Linked DNA regions of Mus musculus: region 2 is linked to region 1. Evidence: chromatin loops called from intact Hi-C (ENCODE). Cell type or tissue: left cerebral cortex. All regions are shown on one strand.

Evidence for each region. Hi-C counts contacts between places; a loop is a spot of excess contacts. Peaks named below come from ENCODE experiments on the same cell type or tissue, not always from the same donor. Only the 100,000 strongest peaks of a DNase experiment are listed, where the experiment ranks them.
Region 2: it touches region 1 in a loop (8-fold over the local background); 2 of 42 quality-filtered maps call a loop at or near these places.

Annotation. Positions count from the first base shown.
Region 1 is chr12:89,651,512-89,656,511 of GRCm38, forward strand. The region is part of intron 14 of Nrxn3 (neurexin III); the gene reads left to right. Among named protein-coding and RNA genes, the nearest start is that of Gm40537, 680 kb to the left of the region's middle. In left cerebral cortex, a CTCF peak has its summit at 2,038; DNase peaks (open chromatin) are centred at 567, 1,331 and 1,889; H3K27ac peaks cover 271 bases.
Region 2 is chr12:89,787,686-89,792,685 of GRCm38, forward strand. All of the region lies in intron 14 of Nrxn3 (neurexin III), which reads left to right. Among named protein-coding and RNA genes, the nearest start is that of Gm40538, 620 kb to the right of the region's middle. In left cerebral cortex, no CTCF peak of the experiment used is centred here; DNase peaks (open chromatin) are centred at 1,292, 2,498, 3,816 and 4,334; H3K27ac peaks cover 319 bases.

The DNA of each region.
Region 1 (5,000 bases):
ATTCTAGGTCTGATAATAACTCATTGTGTTCCTAAGAAATTTAGATTTATTTTTTAGATAACTTTGTATGCCTGGCAATGAAACTCTCAGCTTAATGGCACCTTCTCAGTGATCTTTCATGGTGCCTCCTTAACCAAAATGTTTTTTTTTTCCATAGTCTTCCCACTTGGCACCCATGATTTCTTTAATCTCAACTCATTCCTTGACTTCAGAAGCTTTCTCGGCTTCTCTTTTTCAATGTCAAATTCTTTTGTTTGGTACCATAACTGATCATGGGCTGAGATGCGCTAAACCGATTTCAAGTCTTAAAGAAAACAACAGAGCCTGAGTTGGAGAAGAGAGGAGAAGGGGCGAGGGAAACCACCTTAACCTAGTTAATTTCATGCCCCAGTCTTTCCAGAAGTATCTGGAAGTCTGCCTGAAGCTGTCATCTGGAAAACCTTTGACTGTGTAGCGTGGCAAGAGGATGTCAAGGATCGTCATTTGCTGCCTGCTTCCTCATGGGCACAGCCAACCTAGAGGAAGCTTCATAGAGCCATGAATGACTGCATCAAGCTCCAGGAAAGGAGTGCTGATTATGTAAACTCTGTTGATGAGTATGTAATTCCAAAGCAAAAAAGGCCAGATTTGCTAAGTGAGTAAATTGTGACTGAACTGTGCAAACTAAAAGCATTTCCTTACTGGACTTGTGACTCTGGTATTGTTCTCCTCTTACTTCTAAAACTGCACATCGGCAGAAGTGCCAGGGATGAATAATTTTTTCCCACCGGGTGTGATGGTCAGCTTTCCAACACTGGGACAAAAAGCCTGAGATAATCAAGTTATAAGGTGGAAACATGATCTAACATCCTTTCAGTTCTACCCCCCTAAAACGTCTACCGCCTCTTAACGCCATCAGACTGACAACTAAGACTTTTAACATATGAGCTTCTAGGGACCGTTTAATATTGAAAAAGTAAGCTCAGTTATCTCAGGGTGTCATTTTTCCCTTGAAAAGGTAAAACTTATTCACATTATTTTTGTGATGTCCCCCTCTAATCAGTATAACACCTAGCCATGTGCTAACATTTAGGATTTTTTAGCTTATATTTCATGTTAGGCACTATATATAAAAATGCCGTGGGGAGCAAATAAATAGTACACATGCAGATTCATTACAACTGCTCAGCAAATCGTTTGGATGTGTGTTATTCTACTATAGCTGCCTCTCAAAAATGGATACCCCTACACGTTGTCTGTCTCTACCTCCCATCCCAGCTTTGGACAGCTCTCCTGGGCCAGCAAGGGAACCCATACTCATAAAATAGAAAAAAAGGAATCCTTAGCAGAGTCATGTAAGAAGAGGATGCCCTAAAACACCTACTTCACTTGGTATACAAGTAATTTTACTACTACTGAATTAAATCACCCAGACATTCTGGTCTGTGTTCTAAGATGGTCTCAGGTATGTGGTGTGAGGAAAATCTCAATAAATTTGATTTTAAAAATGAAACTGCATCCCTTTCTCTTTGTTTTATTTATTTATTTTTTTGTCTTTCTCTTTGTTTTAAATTTATACCCATGGCCCCTTTAAAAATCCATACTTTATTGCATATGCTTCTGAAAAGTGTTTACTTAGCAGTTTTGTTTTGTTTGAAGCTTGGCTGCACTTTCTTCTCTAATTAGCAGCAATGCATATCATTGCTTGGCAATAAGGGGAGAGTTTTATTTTCTTCCCCATTGGGGTGGTTTCCTAGGAAAGGAAAAGAGCGCATGCATAGCTCTGGCTCTGGGCATGCTATGGATCTTCCCACACATTCTCACCCTACCCCAGCTTTCTTGTAATGCTGTTGACTCTGGCCTATTTAGATCTTTTCTCTAATTTAAGTTGCTTGTATTTGAGTCAAGTTGAAAATGTATGATAAGCTCTGAGCTGTTGAGGCTTTGGATCTCAGGAGAGTGTTCTCCATTGATATTTCTGGATACGAAGGTGGTGCCTAGAATAAGCCTATCAGATTGTCATCTACAGTGTGTAGCTGGGATTCCTGACTGCTTAGGAGACAGCCTGCCTCCTGCTGTTCAGATGGCTTCACAAGTTGATGTTCAAGAGTAAAAGGAGGCAGAGTTCCTTGTATGTTTCTGGCTCTTGAATGGGAGAAAACAATTTTAGGAAGTCTCATGACAACCTCTGGCCTAAATGCCAACAGAGAGGCCTTTATAGCCCAACGTCAAAATTAAAATGATCGTCAGCAGTTACAGAGGGGGGTTTCCCATAATAATTAGCATAAGCAGTCATTATGCAAAACCTTGGGGGCATGCCCATCTTTATGAGCACAGTCCAATATACTAAACATTGGAGAAATATAAAAATACTATTAATTAACAGGTACAATGGTGTGAGATAGACTACCATATAATATATAATGTTTGGCATGGATAGAATCACCTGAAAGTTTCTGGTACTTTCTATATCACATGTGAATGTCTAAGTGGAGCTTACTAATTTGTCTGGATCATTTTCCTATAATTTGTATGTATTTATTGAAGTTCATCCCAGACCCAGATTCCCTCACTGTACAAGGACAGGAGACTTGAGGAAATACAGGTGAATAACAACTTGTGCATGAGCTAGACAAAAAAAAGCATCCTAAAAAGAATCCAGGATGAGCAGAGTGACCATAGAATTAATAATTTACGTCAAGATACTTCTGAGAATAAATAAATGGTTATGTCAATAGTGATAAATGGTTCTATGTAGACTAAAGTATGGGTTAGCAAGTAATATAAGGGGATGCATTTTTAAAATGTGATGGAGAAACATTTTTTCTCCTAAACTAACTTAGGTAAAGATATTGGCATACTTAATTATTTTAATGAAGATAAACTTATTATAAAGAACTTGCAAATAAAAAAGTCAAACAACTAAACTATTACTGGACAATAAGCACTTGTTCAGGCCTTAAGCATGTACGTCTCAGTGAGTTTCTGTACTGATAGAGCAGCGATTCTGTTTTACACTTTCACATCAATTACATTATTAGGAGCCTTTCCACCAAGGGGAGGGGGAGGAAAAAAAGGAAGAAACAAAAAAATCCATGAGGGTTAAAACTGTAAAAATAAGCTTTATAATGACTCAGGTGCCCTCTGCCTACATTCTGTCCTTCCTCACCCCTAATATTACCCTTTTCTCTTTTTCTACATGCTATACTATACCCCTGTGTACATTGGTTCCATAAATACATCCCTCTTTTTTGAAATGAACTTTCTTTTTACATATGAGTGAGCATTGTTTGTGTTTCTGTTTCTGGTTTATCTTAACATAAAGTCCTACAGTTCATAGATAGCAAGCTTCTAGAAGGGTTTAAGAGAAATTTCAAATGTCTTAAGATTTATTGCCTTGTGAAGGGTATTTCTTGGTCTGCAGAGCAGTTATCTGTGGGTTACATTCCAGATACATGACCAGAAAGAACAGGTCACCCCTTGGGACTTGATGACACTGTTGCTGTCATTTAGATGGAAAGGTGGCATGAAATACCCCATCATAGAATTCAACACCTACCTCATGGGGCCATCAAACCCTCCACCATTGGGCAGAGTCTGAGATTACAATGTTACATTGTGTCATGCATTTAGTACTCTGTGTGTGTGTGTGTGTGTGTGTGTGTGTGTGTGTGTGTGTGGCTACCAGAGAATGTGACTAATGAAAAGCTACAGAGAATAGATAAATTCATATGTATATTGAAAGGAAAGCTCCAGAATTAATGCATCTCTAGTGGTACACAAAGTATCATTCACTGATGTTTACATATAATTCCTAAGGGTCAGATAAGAATGTGTATATACTCAGTACTCAAGGAGAGTAACAGATGCAACTCTATAAAGTCCTTGACCTGGACAAACTGGCTATTTCCCACCTTTTTCTCTTGATAGACCTCCAACAGCCCAGCCAGTAGCTAAGCCAAACAAACAAACAAACAAACAAACAAAAAACAAACAAACAAAACAAAACATAAAAACAGAACTGAGGCTTTGAGAGATGGAATTGGTTGGTTTGTTATTATTTCTTTATTTTTGATGGTAATGTCTCTATGTTCATATTTATTGAATGAGTCCGAAGTGGTCATACTACTTATGTGCAAGAATTGCTACTTCTTATTTTTCCAGTTACTTTGACTAGTTTCAGATTCCCTCACTTTCTTTACCATCAATAAATTAAAGAATTTTCCTTTCTCGTACCAGTGTCATGTATCAGGTCTACCTCAAGGTGACAGTGAACCCAGGTGAAGAGTATAGTCACTTTTCATGAAGTGAAGCCCATCTCCCTTCTCTTGGTTCTGGATGTTCTTAGCTGTGCCCTCTGTCTCCAAATGTGGTCAGTGACACATGGACACTAATGTTAGCAATAATACTCACCAGATCCCAAATACCTTCCTTGTATTCTGACTGTTGCATGGAAGCAGAGCTCTGGTCTCTTTTACCACGATGTGCAATGTGGCTTACATTGAGTTCTTCAAAGATACTTTGAAATCCTAACCTGTAGTGCCTGTGAATGGGACCCTATTTGGAAATATGATTTTTCTACATAAGCAGATGTGTTTAACTAGTAAGTTTACAAAGGGTTATAAGTACAATGGAATGTGCCATGAGGTCCTGAGCTAAATAGCAACTTCATAAGCAGACAAGGGTCATAAACAAGCACAGAAAGCCAATCCCCTGTGAGAAAACCAAAACACATAGGTCAATGTGACATTACAACAGGTCAGAGATTAGAATCATGCATTTGTGTACCAAAGCAAACCAAGACTTGCCAGCAGTACAAGAAGCTAGTAGCAAGGCATGGGGATAGATTCTTCTCCGTAGCTCTCAGATTCCTATGGCTTTGATGATATTTTAATTCCAGGTTCATCTCCAGTACTAATAAAAATATACTACTGTTGTTTGAAATCATCCAGTTTGTTAAATCATCACTAGGAAAAAATATGTGATAGAAATTCTAGTACAATAATCCAGTCCCATGCTCC
Region 2 (5,000 bases), 140 kb after region 1:
TCTCAACAATATGGTTGCCCAAACAAGTCTTGAATTAGGAAAAGAGCAGTCAGCATCCTGAAATGGACAGAGCAAATGTTACAAGGCCACATTCCAAGACAAAGAACTATAGATAATCTGTGGCTGCTAAGAGTCAGTTTTGTCCATGGACAGGCCCCCTGGATGGGTTATTTATTCCCAAGTTGTCAGCCCTAAACACAGACGTGTACAAGCAACACTAAATAAACTCAGTAGGTCATGAACTTGAGAGAAAGCAGAGGCAGGGTTGGAGGACTTGGATGGGGTATAGGGAAATATAAGAATGATGTAAATACAATGCTCATATATTTTGTACTGAATAGCAGAGAGCCATATTCTCAGGCCAAGGCCTAAACCGCCTTTCTGTTGGGCTCTTCTCCCAAGCCAAGTTTATTAGCATGTTAGCTTCAGACCACTCTGACTGCCATCAAATCAGATGGAGGGTGAAGACCTATAAGGAGAAAAAGTTGGCTTGTATTTTAGGCTCAGAGGTGTACCTCAGAGGAAAACTGGCTACTACTCTCAAAGATTACCTCTTCCCATTTCTCTCCTTCCTCTCTTCTTCTCTCCTCTCTTCTCCTCTCCTCCCCTCTCTTCTCTTCTTCTTTCTTTGTTATTCCTCCCCTTTTCCTCTTTGTTACCAACCCTTCTTTCACTTCATTTATTTTTACATGATAAAATAATTCCCAGGATGCCTCAGGAGGACAGCTGATTTAAGACCTTTCTCACTGAAAGAATAATAGCTTTCTTCTTTTCCACAACCATCTATTTCATGATGCAAATTATGTTGTTTAATGTTAATTGTCAATTTATGAGAATCTAAAATCACCTGGGAGATAAGCCCATGGGCTTTCCTGAGGAAGTTTATCTTGGTTGTGTTACTTGAGATAGGAAGACCTTCTGTAGATGGCACCCTTCTGTGTATGGGATCCTGGACTTTTTTTATCAATGGAGAAAAGACAGTGAATAGCAATGTGTATCCATTGCTCTATGTTCATAATTTTGTACACATAGTGACACATTCCTCCCAGTTCCTACCTCCTTGACTTGCCTGCAGTAATAAACTACATATACTTAAGCTGTGAACTAGAATAAACCCTTTATCCTTTAACTTGCTTTCATGAGAATATTTTATCACTGAAGCAGAAGAAACTAAAACAAAACTCAGTTATTTCTTCTTGCTGGATGCTTTCCTTGATTTCTTTACTCTGTTTTGAAAATTCAACTCGACTTCTTTAGTCTTACAAAACGCTTGGCACAGAAACAATCACAAAATCATAGGCCATCTGGTCCTACACTGTTGCCAGTCTCTGTACTACTAGAAATGAATTTGCCAGAGAATTCGGGAGGTAGTCTGACCCTTTTCCTAAACCAGTCAGATACTCCTAGTACCAAGTAATAATATTAGCTAATCATAGCTTACCCATACAGATTGCTTAACACACCTGATATTTTATAGTTTATGATTGAAAGCCAATATTTGATCTAGGGTAAGATCCAGAGCCAAAGGGATTGGGTTCAAATTCTGCCAGTTAATCTCTTTAAGCCTTGTGATAAGTAGGTTTTCAAAGTCCCAGTTTATATAAACTGGACGTAATTTTAGTTACTGTAAGTTGTTAACTTAAAAGGAGTGAATAAAAAATAAAATCTTAAACCTGATAAAAAGTGAGATAACATGCTAATTATTCTACTTTATATCCAGTGTTTATCTCCAAATGTTTAAATGTGCTCTTCAAAACCATGAGCTATATATAGAAAGAATAATACTTTGAAACAGTACATAATCTACGTTCTCACTTACTGTAAAGAGCACAGAAGCTGCTTTTACAGTGATACTGATGATTGCAGATGGATAATTGAGAAAGAGAGATGTGGAAGAATTCTGTGACAACCCCTATGTCTCCCCAGCCCGCCCCTGAAAAGTAGCAGCCTAAACAGAAAGCCATTGAAAAGAATTCTTGTTTTAAATTTACTTATTTATCTATTTAAATTTATTTATTCATTTTACATCCCACTCACTGTTCCTCTTCCTGGTCACCTCCTCCCACAATTCTTCCCCCATTTCCAGCACCCCTTCTCTTCTGACACATCAAGTTTCTGCAGGTCTAGGTACATCCTCTTCCACTGAGGCCAGACAAGGCAGCCCAGTTAGAAGAACATATCCGAGGACAGGCAACAGCTTTTGGGCTAGCCCCTGCTCCAGTTGTTCAGGACCCACATGAAGAACAAGCCACACATCTGCTACATATGTGCAGGGAGGCCTAGGTCCAGTCTGCATATGCTTTGGTTGGTGGTTCACTCTCTGAGAGCCCCAGTGTGCGTTAGTTGGTTCTGTTAGTCTTCCTATGGAGTTCCTATCCCCATTTGGTGTTGGCAATTCTTCCTTCTATTTTTCCTTAAGAGTCCCCAAGCTCCATCCACTGTTTGGCTGTAGGTGTATGCATTTGTCTGAGTCAGCTGGTGGGTGGAGCCTCTCAGAAGAGAATTCTTAAAAACTGTGATAGAATGATGAAGCTAGCTCTCTGCAATTGATGGCTTCTAGTGGGGTGTGGGAGTGGAGGATGACTCAGTTCTATTTAAGAGGAAGGCCACTGAGAGTTTGACCATAGTCCAGTGAATATACAAAGGCTACAGATGACCTTATATTTTACTTTTCTTCTTTAAACTTTAAATTGTGAGGTGTGTGTGCACAACGTTGGGGGAGCAGACATGGGAAATGTGTGTGACCAGGGCACATGGTGTGGAATTACCAACAGATCAATAAAAATGTTATGTTGGAACAAAGAAAAGAAATCGCTGCAAAGTGAGAGTGATCTCAGGTGACAAAAGGCATAGCAACTGTGGCAAGAACTAACATACAGATGGATTTTAAGCCTCCTGTGAAACCAAATAGTAGTGCTGTCTTCTTTCTTGTCCCTTGTACATGAGGCAAAGTGGGTTCTACCATACCTCTCCACTTCCAAACGATGGGAATCTAGGGCTGAATATCATGTCAGGAAGCTCAGGACCAGTGAAAAAGGGGAAAGGAGAAGGAAAAGATAATCTTGGGTTTCAGGGTTGCTGAGGCTGACTGAAGTGCCCATTTACATTACATCCATTTTTTTAAAAAGATTTATTTACCTTATGTATACTGTAGCTGTATACTGTATGCTGTACACTGTAGTTGTCTTTAGACATACCAGAAGAGGGCATCAGATATCACTAGAGATGGTTATGAGCCACCGTGTGGTTACTGGGATTTGAACTCAGGAACTCTGGAAGAGCAGTCAGTGCTCTTAGCCACTGAGCCATCTCTCTAGCCCAATTGCATTCATTATTAATGTAGGTTTAATATGATTTTATATATTTCTCGGACCCTTTCTATGTCTCTGTATCTTTGTGTCTTTCTCTCTGCTTCTTCCCACCCCGTTTCTCTATATGTATGTATATCTGTCTCTGTCTCTCTTTCTTTCACACATATACACACAAATATACAAGTACACACCCTTATCAGGAGAAATTGACTTCCTAAAGGGAAAATATAGCAGTTTATGAGTTTGATCATATAAAATACCATAATTTTTTAAAGGAAAAGTGAAGATCCTCAGACTATTTTCACGATCATTAACTCCTGATAATACTTACTATTGTTATTAGTCAAAGTTAAGATGGCTACTTTCTAAAATATCTTCTCATTACCTGCCAGCTTTATGCTGAAACACCAAGGCCATTTCCTATGGCAGAGCTCCCTCTAGCACCTCCAAGTACTTCATTTTGTTTGCTCTCAGGCCCAAAGAGTGACTTACAGGTTTTAGAAGCAGCCTTCTGTGTTTTGGGAACATTGCCCAGCATTAACCTGATCAGTTCTGTTTATCTCACTTCACAGAAGCTGGATTAAATAGATAAGGGGATCTTTGGGACAGCCTATTCTGAAAGAAGCTAGACAGGTGGCTTTGTCCCAAGTCACAACTGAAGTTAAAAGTACCATTACTTTTGTCAAGCCAACCTGATTCCTTTTACCTGCTAATAACTTTCCTTTGAAAAAGGACCAACAAAAAAGCCTCTTAGGCAATGTTTAAAGTACCCACCCCATACACATATAGATTTTAGTTTGAATTTTAGCCCAATTTTATGTTCAAGGTTCCCTTATTGGTATATCCCAAAATGAAGAGTTCTTGGCAGCTGTAGTATTTGTATTTAATTTGAGTAGCCCACCTTGGCGTCAGATCAAAGTTGCAGGTCCTCTTTTGAAGCTTTGGGTGTCTGAGATGAAGGTGGTTGACTCTCAGCAGAGCCTCAAAATGTATTGCTGAAAGCTCTCTGTGAAGACAGGGAGGGCGAGGGGGAGGTGTGAGATATTTTAAAAATAAGACACTCTGCTAAATTCTCTGCCAACCTCCATTCCTGCTGAGTGGAGTTTAAGTAACAAGTATCAGATAGTTCTTCCAGATGTCGGCTATTTTAAAAGGCAAATGCTAGAAGTTCTCTGGACAACATTAGTGATATCTCTGGTAATAATGGTGGTGGCACTGGTGGTTTTGGTGGTGGTGATGATGATCTTGGTGGTGGTGGTGATGGTGGTCTTGGTGATGGTGGTGGTTCTGGTGCTGATGGTGCTGTTGCTGATGGACTTGATAGTGGTGGTGTTAGGGATGATGATCATGATAGGGTTACAATGGCAGTGATTGTGGTGATGATGAAGGTGAAAGCAAAGCGATCAGTGATCATGCTCTTGTGATGCTAGAAAGTAGATGGTTACCCCACAGTCACTTTTACTTATAGCAGAGTATGGTGATAATTCTGTACATTTGGAAAAAAGAAAAACTAGACTGGAGAAAAAAATTACCTAATAATCAATGAAGGCCATCATGTCATACACAATACGAGTAACATTTGATTTTTCAATGCAGGAAGCAAGAGGCGCATCCTAATAAAATTATCATATTATCCTTGAGCAATTGACATACAGGTCAAGGAATTGCAGGATGATATTTTTCAGGTTA